Regions from separate parts of the Mus musculus genome. Here all the other regions are linked to region 1. Evidence: chromatin loops called from intact Hi-C (ENCODE). Cell type or tissue: heart. All regions are shown on one strand. Links, peaks and the distances in the headings refer to the core of each region. The heading gives the core; the rest is flanking DNA.

Region 1 (3,383 bases), core at 386-2,885:
CATCGCCTTCAAGTTTTCCATCATCTAAATACCTTACATGTTGACCAGAATGTGAATTCTAGTGCCCACCTATGCCCCCTACACAAAGAGACTCTGTAAATACATTAGGAGTTAGCATCTGGACTGGGTTTGCAGCTCAAAGGTGGTTCTCTTGTCTCCCTTGATGAAGCTGTGGCTTCAGTCCCCAGCCTGTATGGGGACTGGAAAATGAGAGAATAGCGCTCAACTGGGAGGCAGGCTTGCTCAGACCGAAGCTGTGCAGAATGACACTAAGGAAACACCTGGCACAGGAAAAGCCCACAAACCAGCAGTTCCTATGATGGCCATGTGGACCGCAGCACTCAGCACAGCATTTGCAGGGGCTAGTCTTGTACCTGTTTCTTCACAATAGGACGGATGCTGGTTTGTGTCTTCACCTGCGTAAAGCACACCACACACAAATCACTCTAGGAGAATCTTGAGCCTGAAAACTGTAAAATGAAGGGACACAATCTAGCTATAGCAAGATGCACGGTTGAAATTACATACTAAAGTTCACTAACAGTCACAACACAAACTTTATTTTGATTAGTTTCTCTGACTCTAAAATTGTAGGAATTAAAGGCAAATTTTGTGGGAAGTGGGATCAAGACTTTTGGAAGAAAAGACAAACAGGAAAGAGTTATATCTGAAAAGCTCTTTTGGCAGGTGTCGAGATGACTGAAAATCCGAAATTTTTGAACAGCCTCATTAAAGTGTACAGAATTAAAAACATTTACAGTATCATTTTTAGAAACCAATATTTGGAATGTACATAACAAGTTCATCTTTTGAGAATTTTTCTCAGAACAATTATATCACATTTGAACACCCCGCTGTTTGTGTTTAGGGTTTCTTAGATGCATTTTCTTACCATTGTAAGAAAAATGAAAATTTTACAATTAAGTATACACTTCTAATTGTATAATACTTACTGTTGATCTTTAATTTGATAAAAATCGATGCGAGAGATTTTAAAAAGATTCCAGGATTTATTTAAGATTGAGAAAACACGCATGACAAAATTTCTCTAGATCAATACACTTTCAAGAAATGGAATAAGTCAGTGAGATATTTTAAAACTGGCTAAAACTGGACAGTGATTGTGGGGAGCAAGTCCCTCAAGGCATTTAAAACAAAAATCTCGTGTAGCCCCTCAACTGTTCAAGTGGCAGACAAAATAAATTACCATAAATTATATGCCAAGGCAACTTAAAAACAAAACAGCTTGACGCTAAGGATTTCCTTAGCGCTTCCAGGAAGTGTGTAACACTGCTTCTGGCCCTCAGGTCGGGTCGGCAACCGTCAAATGTCGGGGTAGTTGCAATAGTAGACCGCTGAGCTAGCGTCGGACACCACGGAGGAAATGGCTCCGTGGCTGTCTGAGAGGTTCACTCCGCAGTCGTGTCCCTGGTAGGGAAGACCCATCTCGGGCTTATACACAAAGGGCAGATACTGTTCGAATTCCGTGCGGTCCACCTCCCCTAGGAGCTCAGTGGGCTGGTTGGATTCCGTGCCATCCCGGCAGGGCAGAGCCTCGGGAGGGGGCGAAGGTTGCCCGGGGCCGTGCGCTGGGTGCTGCTGCTGCGGTGGCGGCGGCGGTGCCTGCGGTTGCAGCGGCTGCTGGGGTTGCGCGTGGAAACCGCGCCCCGCACTTGCGGCGGGCGAGCCCATCGCGCCGTAGTACAGGTGCAGAGCGCTGGGGGGCGCCAGGATCCCCGGCATCGCAGGGCCCGAGGGGTCCGGCCCCACTCGCATGGGGCCAGCGGGCGGCTCTACGGACACTGCATAGTCCGAGACTGGAGCGTAAGTGTAGGTGCCGGCCGCCGGGCAGTCCCCTGGCAGCGGGGCTGCAAAGAAAGCCGGGTCCTGCTCCACGCCATCCAGCGGGGATGTGTCCGGAGTGGGCAGAGGGTAGCCGTCGAGCGCGGGAGCGCCCAGTCCCTGGCAGTCCCGATAGTGGGGGCCCATGTGCGGAGACATCAGCGGAGGACCGGCCGGATAGCCCGGCTCCGGGAAAGGCAGACCCAGGCCATCCATGGCCACGCGGCCGCCCTCGGGACCAAGCGCGCCGGCCTGGGGCTCGACGAGAGCGTGCAGGAAGCCTCCCTCCACCCGCTTCATGCGCTTCACCTGCTTGCGCCGCCGCGGCCGGTACTTGTAGTTGGGGTGGTCCTGCATATGCTGCACGCGCAGCCGCTCGGCCTCTTCCACGAAGGGCCGCTTCTCTGCCAAGGTCAACGCCTTCCAAGACTTGCCTGCAGGGAAAGGTGGAGAGGCGCGCAGGGTTACCCGAGTGAGCTCCGGCACCCTGACCCCTCTCTGGTGCAACCTCTCACTGAGCGAGCAGGTGAGAAGCCCGGTCCTATTCGGATGAAAGTGTTAGATCGCGTCCTTACAGGACGCCTAGAAGGGGCTTCCTCCCTTACCTTTCTCCCCTTAACTCGAAAAACTGCCAAAGTCCCCTGATCTGGGAAGGGGTCGAGCCAGGGCTGTGCGGGTTACCTCTCTGAAATACTGAGAAACCCTTACATTCGCTCCTATGGCCCAAAGACCAAAGTGTTACTTTGGCGAGAGAGGGAGCTGGAAGAAGGGATTGAGTCTACAGCACACCTCTTGGCTCAAGGAAGTGGCTCAAGGAGATTCTCTGGAGTGCGCCGGTGCCCTGTATCCCCCTGGTCCGACTCACCTAGCATCTTGCTTAGCTCTGCGTTGTGCAGATCTGGGTTCTGCTGTGCCAACCGCTTGCGTTCGTCTTTGGCCCACACCATAAAGGCGTTCATCGGCCGCCGGATGCGAGACTCCGCTTTGGCTCGGCCCGACGTCCCGGCTGGCGCCCCGCTACTCGCCACCACCTCGCCTTTCACCTTTACATCCCCGAGGGGGCTCAGGGACTCGGCCCAGGGACAGGGGCCCAACCCTGCCATCACCGCGGGCTGCGCGCTCCGGGGCTGGCTCTGGTCGTCACTGGCGTATCCCGCATCCGGGCTGCTCATGGCTCTCCAGACCGACCCCGAGCTCTGCTATGGCCACGGGACACGCCGCTTCCCCCGACCCTGAGGCAGGGATCGGAAGCTAGCCTGGAGATGCCCAGAGGAACTCGTAAAGCTGAGCGGGTGCTACCCTCCCGCTGCTCTCCTGGTAGACCTAACCCTTCGCCTAATCCGCGCTGGAGATCTACCCAGTGACACTGCGGGTGTCCCCCCGGGCCGCGGGGCCCTTTTCTTTATGGACGCGGCCAATGGCGAGGCGGGGGCGGACCGGACCCTAGTCCTTAGGCCCCCGCCCAGCCAGTGGTCCGAGTCCCAAGTCCCACACCCGCCCCTTTCCCCTCCCCCGGCAGTGTTCTGGCTACACCTGCCTTG
Region 2 (3,383 bases), core at 562-3,061, 53 kb after region 1:
GAAAACAATAACCACCTGTAAAGAGAATACATATTGGATTGTAGCCCATGGTGCCCACACTCCAACAGCAGACACTGTACTGTCATACAAAAGAAAATATAAAACCTTCTGGGCTGAAGGTAGGGTCAGTGGTTGAGAGCACACTCAGTGTGCCAAAGGCCCTAATTAAATCTCCAGCACTGTCAGAAGGAAAGAAAATCTAGGAAATTCAGCTTATATTAATTATTTAGCACTTGAAATTTTGCTCTTGTTTATGCTTTATAAGTATACATGCTATAATATAGTAGCATATTTACATACTATATTAAATTAACAACCACAACTTCTTGTTCTGTTCAAACACTTCATTTTCTTTTATTATTATTATTTTACTGTGTGTGTGTGTGTCTGTGTGTCGTGTGTCTGTCTGTGTGTCTGTCTGTGTGTGCACACATGGGCAAGCAATAAGGGGGTTGAGCATGTGCCCTGCACAAATGTGGAGGCCATAGGACAACTTCACAGAGCTGGTTTTCTCTTTCCACCTTTTCATGTATTCCTGGGATCAAAATCAGGTTTGTAGGTGACTCTACCCACTGAGCCATCTCACTGTCTCTCAACTAGTTTAACTGATGAAGGCTACGAGATTAACTTATTGCTTGATACAGGGAAATGTTAGCTTCTCAGGGAATGGTAGTTACCATCAAAATGACATTTATGTAGGGTGAGGCTTGGTGGTAAAGCTCAGGCCTTGCATGAGATTTACACACTTAAATACAGTTTTCATTTCTTCTTTTCTGTTGCTGAGAGTGAGATTATGGGGCTCATTAGCACGAAAGGCAAAATTTATCAGAGTGAATCAAAACTGTTATGCCAGCCATAGGATCAATGTTTTTACCATAATCATTTAAAAGTATGGGAAAACATTAAAGTCCAAGAGAGAACAAAGCATTTTAACTTCCATGCCCTTAGCAAGCATTTAGCAATCTGAAAATTATGGACTGCTGAACTCCATTTAAGATGTACAGAAGCCATTTGGTTTCTTCCTGTCTTCTTTCTTCAACCCTGGGACTTGCTAGGCTATGCTACTGCTCCCCCACGGAGCTCCTAGTTGTTAACCCTCCTGCTCTGCACACTGAAGCCCAGGATCTTGGAACTATGGGAACTCCAGACATCTCTCAATTCCTCCAATTACTTCGGTCCAGGATTCAGGCGCCTAATCTGGGCCTGGCGCTCTCCAGGCCAGCTTCCCTGCCATTCTTTGCAAGAACTGTGTGTACGGCATCAGACTTACTTTCCCAGAAGTGCTTCTGGGACCAGAGTCCACACAAAGGGGCTGTTAAACGTGCTTCCCTCCCTTTTGGCTCAGCTGGCTGCTGAGCCTCAGGTCACACACAGCTCACAGTTCCTATCAACTTTTCCCAAAGGATCCCTGGGCTCCTGCAGGAGCCAGCCCGTCCCTGGGGCAGGAAGTTCTGTTTACACTGTCTTGGAGCCAGGTGCTCATCCATAAAAGGGAAAAGAGCCCTTTAGGAAAAGGGCTGGGTGCTTGGAAACTCTTTAAAAGTGAAAGCCCCAAGGCTGCTGTCTGTTGTTCTGCACTTTGGCTTGATACAGTTTTTCTGTACACAAAAGCACAGGCTGTGGGGTTGGCTGAACAGTACAATTAAAAACCAACATCCAATAAACAGAAAGTGTGAAGAGAATGCCACAGGAACCCTCAACACTGCACAACTGGGCCAAATTACTGTTTGTTTGTTTGTTTGTTTGTTTGTTTTTGTTTTTCCTTTTCCGTTGATGTAAGCGGTTACAGGTAAACATCAGGTGTCTTTCCTCAATCTCTGTCTTTTTACATTTACTTTTTCCCATTTATGTTAATAGTGCAGGGGAGGTCAGAGAACAACTTTCAGGAGTCAACTCTCTCTTTCTACCATGAGTTCAGAGATCATACACATCCAGCTTGATTAGCAAGTGCCTTTACAGCTGAGCCAGCTCTCTAGCTCCACCCTGCTATTTCATTAGCCTTCTGGAGCAGAGTTCTGAAGGATCACTGGTAAGTGAACAACTGTCTCCGTGGTGCTTTGGATAAGAAGGAATAGTCATGCAGACTTTGAAATATTATGACCTTATAGCTGCCTCCAAATTTTCACATGGTGTCTAGCAAGGAAGCTATGTTCTCTCTGTTGCAGACAAATAGATCAGTGACATATACCACAAGCATATGTGAGAGACAGGAAACGGATAGCAATGCGGTGGGAAGGAGGGCTTTGGGAATCACAACTCTCAGGGGACTCAGTCTTAACAGGTAATGCTATTAAATCAAAATGTGAGGTATTAGAATTTCTATTATTTAATAGTAATTGCACAGTTATTAGGAATTGTTACCAAGTTTTAGGTTAGGGACTTTGCAAATCCAAACTCATTTTACCTTGATGATAGCATGTTCAGTTTGGTGCTGTCAGAGTTTTCAGTACCCAGAGACACCAGGCAGTTAAATAACTCATTTAACATCAGTGACACTGGGATAGGAACCCTGGGTAGTTAGCCACCAGCGACCTGGACATTTTATTTCACTTCTGCTTGTAATGTGTGCCCTTTTACTTTCTAGACACTTGAGATATATTCATATTTTAAATATAAACAACACAAATAATGAGACAGCTTAATGAACTGAAACAACCACTCAGGAGTTGAGAAAATAGCTTAGCTGAGAGTGTGATGAGCACACAAACTTAAGGACCTCAATTCAATTCCCAGCATCCATGTGAAAAGCCAGGCATGGAGGCAAGTGCTGTAATCCCATTGGTATTGAACAGGCAGATCCCTGGGTCTTGCAAAATAGCCTAGGCTAACTGGTGAGTGCGAATCCCAGAAAGAGACCCCGTCTTCACTGGCATTTTCAGTGATACCCATGGTTTTCCTCTGGCTTCCACATGCATGTGCACATAAACACACACACACAGTAACCCCTCAGTCATTCCCTCATTTATTCAGCACTTTCTGACAATTAGGACCATACTTAGAGATTCTGATGTTGTTCTTCACTAGTGAACTCAGCCAGAGACCAGGATTCAATTATAGCAAAGTTCTCATCCAGTCTCTACCATACTGCAGAGTGGTTTTCTGTGTGCCTTATGCATGGTCTTCAATGCATAGACCTGAATCACCAACCTCTCAAACTCCAGTTTGGGCCATGTGTGTCTTGCGATCTCTGCTGAGCAGAGGAAGCCACTCTTCCTCCCTGTGTGTTCTCCAAGGGGTCTGCTAGCCCATATGTGTTCCAATGTGTACTTGCCTCATCTTACATGCCAGCATGCAGGTCCTCGAGGAGAGATGAGCTTGTACTAATATGACTTCTCATTCCTTAAATGCACTCCCTAAATATGCTACCTATCTATTGAGCTGAT
Region 3 (3,383 bases), core at 562-3,061, 180 kb after region 1:
TAGTTTCTTTTTGGAGGCACTCAGGGCTATGAGTTTTCCTCTTAGGACTGCTTTCATTGTGTCCCATAAGTTTGGGTATGTTGTGCCTTCGCATTACCTCTTAAGGTAATTACCTCTTAAGGAGTGAATTGATCCACTGAATTTGGTGGATCTGCCAGGAGCCAGGCTCAGAGACTACAGGTTGAATGGCCCTAATTAATTTAAAAGATCTAAAATTCTTCAAAATTAAAAACTTTTTGAGTATTGACTTGAAGCCTGGTGGAGAACTCCATAACTTGAAATTCCATTTTGTATATAAAATTATTTAAAACATTATGTATAATACCTTAGGCTTTGTACACACAAATGATAAATGCACTTTTCTTTAGAGTTGGTATCCTTCAAGAGATATTTTATCATATATATGTAGATATTCCAAAATCTACAAAAATCTCAAAACAAGAAAAAAATCGCATTGGAACTTCTGGTTCCAAAGATCTTAGAAAAGGAATGTGTATTGTCTGTTGTGATTTTTGCAAGTCTATTTTGAAAGCCCCCTTGATCTTCCTAATCTAGATATACATTATTTTGCCTTTGATAATTAATATTCTCCTAGGAATTTACCAACCAGAAATCTACACTGAGGCTCATCAAAAAATGTGTAAAAGGCTCAATACGGAGGAATATGCCTTTAATCCCAGCATTCAATGGCAGAAGCAGGCAGATCTCTGTGAGTTGGAGATCAGTCTTGTCTACTTAGCGAGTTCCAGGTAGCCATGGCTACATAGAGAGATCCTGATTCAAAAAACAAAAACAAACAAAAATGACTAAGGGCACTGGCAATATGATTCAGTAAGTGAATGTATCTCCACACAAGACTGAGGACCTGAATTCAATCCCTGCAGCCACATAAGGATGAAAGGAGGAAACTGACTCCAGAACACTGTCATCTTTCTTCCACATGCATACCATGGCACATATGCATAGGCACACATAAACAAACAAACAAACAAACAATCAAATGAATAAATATTGTAAACAAATTAAAACACAAAAGAATGTCTACAGAAGTATCATTCATAAAAGGCCAAGTTAAAAACAACTTAAAGGCAAATAAAGTAGGCGTGAAGTGCTACAGAATACCCACACGATGGAATATTATGAGGAAACGAAAACAAATTTTAAAACATCATTAAGAGAAAACATTAGTCACAAAAAAACAAAGTAATATGTAATTCCATGTGCATATACTTTATTTAAATAGTTAAAATGAAAACAGAAGACAATTTGTGGATAGAATCAAAACTTTAACAGTATCAGTAGATGGCACTAGCAAATTCTTTTGGCTTGTGAAACTATAAGGCACAGTCAAGTTAAGTTTATGAGAAAATGGGGATTTAGCTATATTGAAACTTATAAATCAGATGGTGGTGGCTCATGCTTGTACACTGAGGAGGTCGAGAAAGATGAGACATGGGTCCCATGGGTTCCAAGCCAACCTGAGCTACAGAATGAGACCCTAAATAAATAAAAATAAATACATTAGAATAGATTAGATTAGTTCATTAGAAAATGTCTTAAAGTGCAAAGATAAATTTAGAACTCAGAAAATAGTCACTACACATGACCAGAAAAAAATAATTAGAATCCTCTACAAAGTTCCTGCCAGGGTGAGAAAAGAAGACAGAACCAAATAGATGAAGTTGATGCCCGAGAGAAGAGGTAACACTTTTGACATTGAGTATGTGAGCAGATGCCCAGGGAGATGGAAAGCAAGAAGACAACATGATGTCATTATAAATACATCTGCTTAGGCAAAAACTAGCCATCTGTGTGAATGACATGCTGGAGAGGAGGAGAGGCCACAGATGCCATGGACTTTGGAAGTCCCGTCCTCAGCCACCTGTGGCTGTGTCAGAGGAAAGCCTCACAAAGGGAGGTCAGGCAAGAATACACACTACGGCATTGCTCACAGCTGCAAATGTTTGTAAATAACCCAAATCAAAAAAGAAATGCATGAAAAATTCTGTAGTGTGCTCAAACAGAGGAATATTAGACAAGAGCCAAAACAGGCACAGGAGGAGAACCCAAGGTAGAAGAACATGGCAATAAAATAATAGAAAAGGAATGTTTCAGCAGTTGTATAAACCATGGCTTTTGAAAATCAACTAAAATTAAAGATCAGAGATCTGATTTTAGATGCATGGGTAAGTCAGGATGCACAGAAGGTCCAAGTTGCTAACTTCCTTTAATAAAAGCAGGCAGGACTCAGGAATGGGATCTTCTTGTCTGTGGTCTGCCTTTCCAAGACCCTAGCTTTTCATCTGATAATGAGACCACAGCAGGCGAGAGACCGTTTTCCACAGGTAAATTAGGCAAAGTCCATGAACAAACCCTGACCATCCACCATGAACAGGGATTGTGATTAATCCCAATCACAGCTACCAGAAGTCCTTCATTTAAAAAACATCAACTAAGAAAATATAAGAATTGTGTTTTTTAGAAGTAAAATGTTTGCTATAACAAAATGATAGAGTAGCTCAGATACATGGAAATTTATTCTCTGATGATTCAGGAGCTAGAAGCCCACAATCAAGGTGCACACAACCACGCTCCTGAGAGACCAGGGAAAGATCTACAAATCCTGATGATCGCTTAGCTTGTGACAAGCTCAGTCATTCTTCCCTGAGTCTTCTCAGTGTGTGCCTCCACAGTGGACATTGAAATTAGAGATCCACTTTCTCTGGTGCAGCATCGGCTTAACAAATTACCTCTGCTACCACGCATTTCCAAAAAGGTCATATTGTGAGGACTGAGGGTCAGGAGTTCAGCAGCCAAATTCCTTAGGTGTGGGGATAAAAGTCTACCCATAGTAAAACTCCATCACATTGTACTACACACGTTTTCCCTCTGTAATGACGGGATTAGTTCAGTCCCTCCCCATAAGGATTCACATCAATATCCTGTATGAACTGATGTAGCACTTACAGCTTATGTACACCTCCAGGCTACTCTAGATTACTTGATAGCTAATGAAATGCAAACTATTTGAATAGTTTAGCTTTCTCCTCATGTTCACTGCAGATACTCTTCCCCCAAAATTTCTGGCCAGCTGGTTGGTTAACCATCATGGGAAGAATGGAGATATTTTAAAGAGATAGTTGTATCCTTCCCTTTGGCTGTCAGACCACTGAAAAGATAAGCACCAAGAAATTACAACTTCCACGGGTCTCTCAGGTTAGGAGGCAAAAACGTTTGGAGGCCTTGGTTTCGAGAAAAAGGTCACACACGGTTATGACAACTTGTCAGATCATCTTGCTAGAGAAAATAGAGCTTAGACAATGATAATAGGCTGGACCGCACCTGAGCAGGACTGCTCAGTTATGTGTATCTCCTGTCCTCTT

Evidence for each region. Hi-C counts contacts between places; a loop is a spot of excess contacts. Peaks named below come from ENCODE experiments on the same cell type or tissue, not always from the same donor. Only the 100,000 strongest peaks of a DNase experiment are listed, where the experiment ranks them.
Region 2: it touches region 1 in a loop (6-fold over the local background); 3 of 42 quality-filtered maps call a loop at or near these places.
Region 3: a loop joins it to region 1, with 6 times the contacts of the local background. A loop is called at or near these places in 5 of 42 quality-filtered maps.

The regions. Positions count from the first base shown.
Region 1 is chr1:4,490,393-4,493,775 of GRCm38, forward strand. It overlaps Sox17 (SRY (sex determining region Y)-box 17), which reads right to left. Exons shown (of 5, transcript NM_011441.5): 3 at 3,380-3,383; 4 at 2,708-3,074; 5 at 536-2,276. The coding sequence starts at 3,014. The coding sequence ends at 1,324. Among named protein-coding and RNA genes, the nearest start is that of Sox17, 5.3 kb to the right of the region's middle. In heart, for the core only: a CTCF peak has its summit at 1,711; DNase peaks (open chromatin) are centred at 1,789 and 1,979; H3K4me3 peaks cover 1,766 bases; H3K27ac peaks cover 1,273 bases; H3K27me3 peaks cover 1,690 bases.
Region 2 is chr1:4,542,840-4,546,222 of GRCm38, forward strand. No RefSeq gene overlaps it. Among named protein-coding and RNA genes, the nearest start is that of Gm22307, 16 kb to the left of the region's middle. In heart, for the core only: a CTCF peak has its summit at 1,987; a DNase peak (open chromatin) is centred at 1,382; H3K27ac peaks cover 505 bases.
Region 3 is chr1:4,665,333-4,668,715 of GRCm38, forward strand. No RefSeq gene overlaps it. Among named protein-coding and RNA genes, the nearest start is that of Gm37323, 58 kb to the left of the region's middle. In heart, for the core only: no CTCF peak of the experiment used is centred there; no DNase peak of the experiment used is centred there.